Linked DNA regions of Homo sapiens: regions 2 and 3 are each linked to region 1. A link is a contact called in ENCODE Hi-C data. All regions are on one chromosome and are shown on one strand. The core of a region is the stretch at or near the end of the contact, and the rest is flanking DNA. Distances in the headings are between cores, read along the strand shown. Region 1 has its middle 37 kb from the start of TFB1M. Region 2 has its middle 59 kb from the start of SNX9. Region 3 overlaps ZDHHC14 (zDHHC palmitoyltransferase 14).

What was found. A loop is a pair of places that touch in the nucleus more often than their neighbours do. Pooled maps may share reads with other maps.
Region 2: a pooled map shows a loop between it and region 1 (16-fold over the local background). The contact joins two enhancer-like sites. A Hi-C loop is called at or near these places in 4 of 37 single-sample maps with no recorded cell type and 4 of 50 pooled maps.
Region 3: a pooled map shows a loop between it and region 1 (15-fold over the local background). The contact joins two enhancer-like sites. A Hi-C loop is called at or near these places in 9 of 37 single-sample maps with no recorded cell type and 4 of 50 pooled maps.

Annotation. Positions count from the first base shown.
Region 1 is chr6:155,350,201-155,353,345 of GRCh38, forward strand. No RefSeq gene overlaps it. Among named protein-coding and RNA genes, the nearest start is that of TFB1M, 37 kb to the left of the region's middle. Within about 2 kb of position 1,599, at least 2 of the 41 ENCODE cell types and tissues checked have a DNase peak (open chromatin) inside an H3K27ac peak, as active enhancers do.
Region 2 is chr6:157,762,789-157,765,933 of GRCh38, forward strand. No RefSeq gene overlaps it. Among named protein-coding and RNA genes, the nearest start is that of SNX9, 59 kb to the right of the region's middle. RefSeq lists enhancers at 1-530, 32-1,231, 804-873, 1,764-1,813 and a silencer at 1,164-1,273. Within about 2 kb of position 1,628, at least 35 of the 41 ENCODE cell types and tissues checked have a DNase peak (open chromatin) inside an H3K27ac peak, as active enhancers do.
Region 3 is chr6:157,560,118-157,563,262 of GRCh38, forward strand. All of the region lies in intron 2 of ZDHHC14 (zDHHC palmitoyltransferase 14), which reads left to right. Among named protein-coding and RNA genes, the nearest start is that of MIR3692, 33 kb to the left of the region's middle. RefSeq lists enhancers at 1,291-1,420, 1,698-2,671, 1,781-1,860, 1,981-2,060. Within about 2 kb of position 1,534, at least 6 of the 41 ENCODE cell types and tissues checked have a DNase peak (open chromatin) inside an H3K27ac peak, as active enhancers do.

The DNA.
Region 1 (3,145 bases), core at 349-2,848:
CGGTGGCTGGCTGCAGTTCCAAGCCAGTGGGTCTTATCCCGCGAGGTGCCATGGAAGTGGGGTCTGCAGGCTGTTGCTGCTCAGCCCTTTTGATTCAGTTCCCTTCCTAGGGATATATTCAGGGGTCTAACCTCCCACTTTGTTGGAGTTGCAGCTGCTTTTGTTGGGAAGCCCAGAAAGCCTGGGTATCTAAGGCTCCCAGGTCTCTGCATGTGCCTGAGTGGCTGCTCTGCCAAGACTCCAGAGCTCTGTGCCAGACTGAAGGCCCTGGTGGCATGGGTTCACAGGGGGATCTCCTGACCTAAGAGTTGCAAAGATCCATGAGGGAAGCATGGGTTCCTGGGGTCACACATTCACTCACCACCTCCCTGGGTAGAGGAGGTTCCCCTGGCTCTGTGTTACTCCTGGGTGGGCTATCAACCTGCCTTGCTTTTCTCGATTCTCTGTGGGTTGAATTGTTTCTTTGATTAGACCCAATGCATTTACCTGGATGTATCAGTTGAAAATGCTGTATTTATGCACCCCTTCCATTCCTTTCTGTGAGAGCAGTGCACACTAGCTACTTCTAGTTGGCCATTTTCTCAGGTATTTCCTATATTCTCTTAAACCTTTCAGTCCTTCAACGCGCAGTCTCCCTCCTGCCTCAGGGCCTTGGCACATACTTTATTTTTCCTTGCCTGCAACGTTCTCATCTCTCTCTTGATCCCCCTCTCTGAACTTCCTCTAAGTTAATGTCTATTTATTAAAATCTCAGCTCAATCATTGCTTCTTTATTGACCCACAACCCCCCCAATCCCACAACTCTATCAGGTTCCCCCTTTTTATCTTTCCAGGTAGCAACTTCTACTTTTCCTTCTTATCAGTCATCATGATTTGTAATTGCTTACTTTTTAATGATTATTTAATCAATATTTCTCTCCTTTTGTTTACAAATTTTCTAGCACCTGGCCCAGTGAAGAACACTCAATAAATATAATTAAAGAAATATGTAAGAGAAGATAGAATTTTTATTGCACATTAACAAAAGAAATGAAAGAATCCACCTTTTTGAAAATTTAAAAATAAACCAAAATTTCTTATAGGCTGAGACATTGATCCATATAATTTGGTATAAACTTTGTTTGCTGATGAAGAGAGGGAAGTGGGGAGATGGGATGTAACTAATCTAGCAGCAATGAAAAAACAAAATTTTTCTGGTGAAATAAGTAATGGTTTTCTGGTTGAATAATTCTACACACAGAAAATGATTGATTAGAGTTTCCTGCAAGCCTGGGCTATGCAAATATAGCAGGTGTCTATGTATATGCAAGGCTTGAACACAGTCTTCAGTTACTTTTTTGGGAAAGCTGCCCCAGTTTAGTTTTGAGTCATATTTCTACATCTGTCACTATGTTCTAATCATTACCCAAACAGGTATCAGACATGACCACGTAGGCAAAATAAATAAATAAATAATAAAATTTAAAAAACCCAATTTTGGCTTTAAAGTGTCTCAGCATGGATAATGTGGATGAATGGATACATGTTCTAATCTACTTATATCTACTTATTTCTGTTTCAATTTTAAAAAGTGATAGAGCACTCATGAAGGCATAAGTATTGCCTAACAAGTTAACTGGAGCCTCAGTTAATATGTGCTACATTAGCTGAATGAATGAGTGAATGACTAAAATTTGACAGAAAAAAGATTGTGAGATCTGTGGGATTCTTTCCTTTCCTTTTCTTTTTCTTTCTTTCTTTCTTTTTCTTTTTCTTTTTTTTTTTGAGATGGAGTTTCACTCTTGTTGCCCAGGTTGGAGTGCAATGGCGTGATCTCGGCTCACCACAACCTCCGCCTCCTGGGCTCAAGTCATTCTCCTGCCTCAGCCTCCTAAGTAGCTGAGATTATAGTCATGCACCACCACGCCCAGCTAATTTTGTATTTTTAATAGAGATGGGGTTTCTCCATGTTGGTCAGGCTGGTCTTGAACTCCCGACCTCAGGTTATCTGCCTGCCTCGGCCTCTCAGAGTGCTGGTATTATAGGCATGAGACACCGCACCCAGCCAGATCTGTGGGATTCTTCACTTGATCTTGTGGCGATCTGAGATAACCAAAATCTATTTTGAGAATTAACTCTTCACTTAAGAGCTTCTAGTACAAACTACATGGTTCCTTTGGCAAGTACTTTTTATGTGGCACTAAAGATGCCCTAAGGAGCTTTAGAAAAATCAATGAGAAAGATCCACTTGGTTCCAGAAAGTGTTTTACATTTCAGGAAGGTCAGTGAATCAGTGTTTCTGGTTCATTTCAGCCTAACTGCATTCTATTTGAAGTAGTTTTTTAAATGGTCATCTCCTGATCACTTTTTCTTTTAGGTCTCATTAAGCTTAAAGGGCTTCACCTCAAAGGGACCCTGATCACTAAAAAGTTATTTCTGGATGGAGTGATGTTAGCCAGTTAGAGGATTGGGGGTCACTTGCTCTTATCTTCCCTCAGTAAGAATCCCATCCACAGAAAAAAGTCTCCTTCTGGGTCTCTGAGATTCAGGTAGAAGGCTGTGAAACCTGGTGGAGCCCAAGACCTAGGATAGTGGTTTTGAGAGTGCAGACCTGCACCTAGGTGTCAGACTGGCTGACTGTGCTTCTGAGTTCAAACCTCAAACCAGCCCCATTCCCTAAAGGCTTGCCTTGAACCTACAAACAAAACAATTTTCCAAAGGGTCCAGGAGGAATCATGCACACTATTGCCTCAGCAGAAAGGCTCATCTGCTTGCTGACATCAGTTTCAGTAGTAGACTTGAAAGTTATCCTGCAACTTGGCTCTAGTCCCTTTCAGCTGTGTTCCCAGCTTAGTATTGCTCACACAGGATGCAGAGGGAGACTCACCCATTTGAGTTACTGAGACAGACTTACTGGCCTCTGTCTTCACAGATTTTGAAGGGGCCCAGTCTTGGTGCTAGTACTTCTCTGCCCCAGCCTGGGAGATATTCTTTCCACACAGGGAACTGTTGGGATATTTACCTGTCCAAGCCTTTGTGACAGGTTTTTAAGTCTCTGTCCCACCGAAAATCATGAAGGGGCTCAGTCTCAGTTCCAGTTCTTCACACTGCAGTCAGGAAACGATCCTGCCTTTGCATGGAACTGCTGGGAGACACACCTATCTGA
Region 2 (3,145 bases), core at 378-2,877, 2.4 Mb after region 1:
GAGAAGCAAACAACTGGCAGAGGAAGGCTGCTCGGTGAGGCTTGCCCATGTGGGTTCCTCCAGTACCATCTCCAGGCTGACAGGGTTTGAAATTGTCTTCCGTGGTTAACCTTTGTTCTCCCTGGTGGAAGGGGGACAGGACACCTTTTGTCTTTGTGCCCCGCTTTAGGCAAATAGAGCGAGGGCAGAGAGCTCTCCTGCATCTGCTTTTTAATGGCCTTCAGCTCAACAATCCTTATGCATATTTGGGGGTTGCATATTCTCCTCTTCCAAGCTACACAGATTATACGTCTCAATGTAAAACACGATCTTTTTCTTCATTACCTAGAAAGTGAGGGAAGTCACGCCCAGAGGGTGCTGATGTAGGCCTGGTGATGAGGGTATAGGTGGCCACCGTCCCAGGTGGGCTCCACCTCTGCCCTCTGTGATGTGGAGTAGGGGCTGGGGCTCCTTGGGTACAAGGCAGGGAAAAGGGGAGGGCGGCGGGGTTGAGGAAGCTGCTCCGGGCTTCCAGGCCAGACCATCCCAGAATGAAAGGAGTTTTCCCCATGGATCTCCAGGCCTTCTCCATGGAATTTAGACAGCTGAAGGCAGACACAGGTCCCTGCGGGGAAGTACCTGCTCCCTCTTCTAACAAGTGCAAAGCAAGCAGGGCAAGGCTCCGAAGGGAACAGCTGGAGCAGGCCCAACCCCAGGTGGCCCTGGGGTTCCGTGGTTGACCCGGAAGCAAGTCAGGCAGGGAGCCAGGAATGTGGTGACTCACATTAGCTATGTGGAGAGAGACCAGGGAGTGTCCCTTCCAGGTGGAACCCCTCCTCCTCCATGAGTCACCCGGCTCCATACACCTGCCTGATTCCAGCAGCCCAACACACCTGTGCCAACTAGCAGCTTATGTTTCTCATGTGCTTGCCTGTCTGTCCTATTGACGATTCCTCAAAACACCAAGGGGAGGTAGCATGAAATGTTATCCTGGAAAACCTTTGTGAGTTAGAAAACGTGGCCAAGTGCCCCCAGTTGATGACTGGCAAATCTAGAATCAGCCTCATGACGTTTCCAGTGTGTTACACAAACCATCCAGCCTTGCTGCTTCTCCAAATACTGTATCTATGAAGTATGCCAGACTCTCAGCAGAGAGGATTTCTACGGCAGTGGAAGAGAGCAAAGCAGGTGTCAAGGTTCATTAATCTCATCTTGGTCCCTTTCTGAAAACTGACACACTATATCCAGGTTGCTTTTTAAAGCTCTGTGTACGTATCATGCAAATGTATACTTGCTTTGTGTATGCATGTTTAGGACTATTTCTGATCCAGATGCTGTACTAAATTAAGCTAGTTTTAATGATGTTATTCTGGAGCTAACATAGTCTTCCGTGGTATTTCCCATGGCTGTGCTCTGTCTAGTATATTTCCAAGTCATTACCCGGCTCATGGTCATTGGCGTTCACATTGAAGTGGCCACAGATAGAGAATCACACAAGCTTCACATTGAATTCAGTCCATTAAGGCCTTTTCCTTGGTAAAACTGAGGGGGAAATATAAATTGAAGCAGCAGTAACCAGCAAATAGACCTTCTCCCAATCTACCCGAAACTGGCTCTCTGCCCTCAACCATGTTCAAAAGCCTTTGCTATAAATGTACAGAGGAAGTAAACTTTAACCACACTGGGGCTCTAAAAAATGACTCTGGTTTCTGTATGTGACTTTCATAAATCAGTTTAATTACGTCACATTTCCACCTCAATTGTATGATAACAAGGTCTGAATTGCCCAGTAGAAGGCAGAAAGAAAAAAAATCCGGATGTTTTTGTCATATGGAACCTTCCTACACAGTCTGTTTTTCCCCTGGAGCTGACGATGAATCACTTCTCAACACTGGCGGGGGCCATCACGTGGCCGGCATGGAGCTCGCCTGGAGGAGCGAGGTTGAGGCAAGCTCTGTGCAGGAATGTGGCTGCAGTGATGTGGCCTGACACTTCCTTAGGGAGTCCAAATGTGACTAAGGCTCTTTCTCAGTACTGTATGGAATGAATAACCACATGTGAGAAGATGTACAGCTCCTGCCTTGCATCACTGAGCTGGAAAATTTGCTGGTAGCACGTAACATCTCTTGCAAAGTATAATTACAGATCCCTGTGCTCTGAGGGTTTGCACGGAAATAATTCAACCTAAAATAGTAACAAAGGCTGAGTATAAACCTGTGATGTATTATTTTGGTGCAAAAGTAACTGCGGTTTTTACCATTACTTTTAATGGCAAAGATTGCAATTACTTTTGTGCCAACCTAATAGATTATCTAAAAAGGAACAGGAAGAACACCAAGAGTTAACAAGCCTATTAGGGTTAGAAAGAGACTCCTCTTGCTTAGACAATGGGCGTTACCCTCAGGGACACCGAGCCCTTCCACTCGGATCTGATCTCCTCCACAAAGAGTTAGATGGGAGATATTTATGGGCAAGTATTTGGGCATGGATATTCCCGCTCCCACCACATTGCAGAGGTGCATGGAGGCACACAGCTATGACTGTGGGGGCTTCGGGTGTTCATTTTGAAATATATTTGTTTTTTTTTGTTTGTTTGTTTGTTTTCTGAGACGGAGTCTCGCTCTGTCGCCCAGGCTGGAGTGCAGTGGCGCGATCTCGGCTCACTGCAAGCTCCGCCTCCCAGGTTCACGCCATTCTCCTGCCTCAGCCTCCCAAGTAGCTGGGACTACAGGCGCCCGCCACCACGCCTGGCTAATTTTTTGTATTTTTAGTAGAGACGGGGTTTCACCATGTTAGCCAGGATGGTCTCGATCTCCTGACCTCGTGATCCGCCCGCCTCGGCCTCCCAAAGTGCTGGGATTACAGGCGTAGGCCACCGCGCCCCGCCTGAAATGTATTTGTTTTGTTTTATCATTTGAGCGTAGTTTAGTAATTTTCCAGAGAGAGAGGACCTGGCATAGATTCAGCAGTGTCACCCTCAAGAGCCAAAATGTTCACATCTGCTAATGTTCCATCCTGACCCTCCTGCTGTAATATTTATTCACAGGGGAGCTTTGGAAACAAGTAGGGTATGAGTCAGGAAAGCCTCTCCGTGCAGACTCCTTTGCACCAAAAATCTTCTAAAAGGTCTTGGGTCCATGAGCATTGTTGTCTGGGAGCACGTTTC
Region 3 (3,145 bases), core at 284-2,783, 2.2 Mb after region 1:
AAGCCAATGGCTCTAAAGTCATGCCCACGGAAAGAGGCAAGTGACTGATTCTGGAGTGAATTTTTGCTGCACTTGCTGGGGAGCAAAGCTGTCCTGGAGAAGAGCGTGTCAGCCAGGAAGCGGGGCCGACTGTTGCCACATCAGTTGCCTACACAACAGCTACAGTACACCTTCTTCAAAAGCCTGTGGGGCAGCAGGTGCCCGGCTGAAGACCACTTATCCCAGAGAGATGGCCAACCACCACGTCCTCGTGAATCACCTTTGCAATCTGCTTCTGTAAACGCCACGTTGTTAGAACGTCTTAAAATATTGATATCAAAGATATCTAATGGCTTATAAAAGTTATCCTTATACAATTTCAATGAAAATATGCAAAATACAAAATTGGATGTACATTGGGATCTTAATATATATAGGAATTATAAGGAAATATAAACAAGTTTTTTTTTGTGATTGGACTGGCAAGTAATTTTAGTTTTTTTCTCTGTACGTTTCTGATATTCCCTATGATGAGCATGTGTTACCTTTATAATTAGAAGAAAAAAAATCAGTAAATGTCATTACATAAACTCTAGCATTAATAGATATGCATTCAGCAAACATTTATTAAGCAGTACTTCTTACTCATTGCCTTGGCCTTGGCAAATCACGAATTCTCTCTAGGGGCTTTGTGTTTTCATCTGGATAATGGGATCCCACGGCCTTGCCTGACTCACAGAAGCATTATGAGGAACGGATGCATTAACCTGAAGAAGCTGTGAAAATAGCAGATTGCTTATCCAAGCACAACATTATGAGGCGTGGCGTGTCTAATCACGAACCCACTAGAACATGAGAAAGAAGAAATTGAACAAGACTGTAATGAGTTGTTTGGAATGGAAGCCCATAAGAAACTAAAACCAAAAAATAGTCAGCATTTAAATGCAGAGTGCAGAAGGACATTTCGGGGAGCCCAGGTCCTCAGAGCGTGGGGGTGTTAGCTGCCCTGTGCAAGGCGGTCCTTTATTGGAAATCGCCTCAGAGAGCATTGCTGAGTGTGGCTTCTTGCAACTACACCTGAGAACGACATTCACTCTGCTTCATTGAAAACAATCTATCCCGTGTGTGGAAGAAGCATGCCTTGCTGGGGTCAGGGCCAGGGACAAAGCTCAGAGGCCATGCTGAGTTTTCATCAAACACCTGCTGAGCAGCTGGCACGTGCCAGGACACGGTCTAGGCTGAAGGCTGCCATCGTAGTGCAGAATAGAATCCCGTGGAGGTTGGAAATGTTTACCTGCTTGCTTTTTTTCTTACCGTGTGTATTATTTTCAGTAATAAAATGTATACATATACAAGTGAGCACCTTCCCCTGGAAATTCTGACTCAGCAGGTAGAGTGTCCGACGGGCGCGCATGTGAGACCTGCTGTCCCGGCGCTCAGATACACATGGGGGACAAAAATGACAAAGCAGCCACCCTCAGTTTATAATTAGGAAACAGAAACTATACACGCACACCTGGCACAGAGCAGGTGCTCTCACCCAGACCTCTTGAATTGTTGAGTTGAATTTATTTATTTATTTGAGATGGAGTTTCACTGTTGTCACCCAGCCTGGAGTGCAGTGGCGTGATCATGGCTCACTTTAACCTCCACCTCCTGGTTTCAAGTGATTCTGCCTCCACCTCCCAAGTAGCTGGGATTATAGGTGTGCACCACCACACCCGGCTATTTTTTGTATTTTTTGTAGATAAGTGGGGTTTTCACCATGTTGGCCTCCCAAAGTGCTGGGATTACAGGTGTGAGCCACTGTGCTGGGCCCTGAATTTAAAAGTTAAACGCAGAATACATAGATGTTCTCAGAGGGTTAGATACTTTTTTTCCCTTAGTATCTGAGGTTTTTGTGGGTTCAGTGAGAAACCTGGGTGTTTATAACATATAAACAAAATGATTTCAGTTCCTCAACTCACACAGCTTTTCACAGGGAAGGGGCAGAAGATGCAGCTTGAAGGTATCCAGAAAACATGTGTGGGGCAGTCAGACGGAGCAGCTGCAGCCTGGGGGCGTAGGGGCTGTGGGGACCTGCAGTAGCCTGGTTGGCAACCATGAGAAGAGAGAGGAAGGGCCTATAAGTCAGTCCATCTGTGACCACAACACCCACAGCCCTGGGCAATGAAGGGCAGAAGTGGGGACCAGGGATGCCCAACTGGGGTTTAGCCGTGAGAACAGCTGGTGCAGCCTCAGAGAAGGCGCTGCAGAAGCTCCCAGGGTGGACGCTGGGACTCCTGGGCCAGAAGCTCTGTGAGCGTGGCGAGGGGTCTCTGCCTTGTTCCGCTGTCCCTGGCTGGCCCCTCATTTTCTGTTGGTGGGGCCAGGGCTGCTGCTGGGCTCTCCATGCGATTCTCTAGGCAGATTTGGGGTGGGGGCTCCCGAGAGGGTCTGTGAAGACTACCACTTCTCCAGGTACAGAGAGGGAGGGGACCCTAAGCTGCTGCCTCTCGCTGAGGTCAGCAGACACTCGATGAGCCACCTGAGCAGCTCATTCGCAGGCAGGTTCCAGGCCCAGTCCTGAGCTCACCACCCAGAGTCTGTTGGAGACAGGACCTGGGAATCTGCATCTAGCACAGTAATGTTTGAGAGTCACTGACTTAAAATATCCTCACATATATAGGGAGCGTTTTATGTGTGTGAAGTGTAGTGCTGTGGAGAGGGGCAGCCTCCTCAGAAAATGGAGGTTGTGTCAGCTAGGAAGCTGCTCAGGACAACGGTTCCCTCCCGCCTCCCACCGCCCCCCAAGCACCCACTGTGCCCAGGTCAAGGAAGAACCTAGAACTCCCCAACCCCACCCCTGCCCTGCAAGAGCTGTGCATTCCTGACAAGAGGCTGCCCAGGAGGTGAAAGGGAGCAAGGCGGCATGGAGGCTGGGGCCATGTGGATGTAGGGTTCATGGTCTTCCTGCGGTAAGAAGCCGGCTCCACAAGGGCCTAGTGTCTCCCAGGCACCCGGAGCTGGGCTGGACTCCTGGAGGTGGTAACTAAGGCAGAGTCCTTGCTCCCACTACAAGCCTGGAGGCTGGAGGGGAAGGCAGCCAGGTTGACTCAAGGGCCTGGATGGCAGAAGTACTGGCCAGGCCTGCCCTCCCAGGAAACACCACGGCCACCGCTTAGCA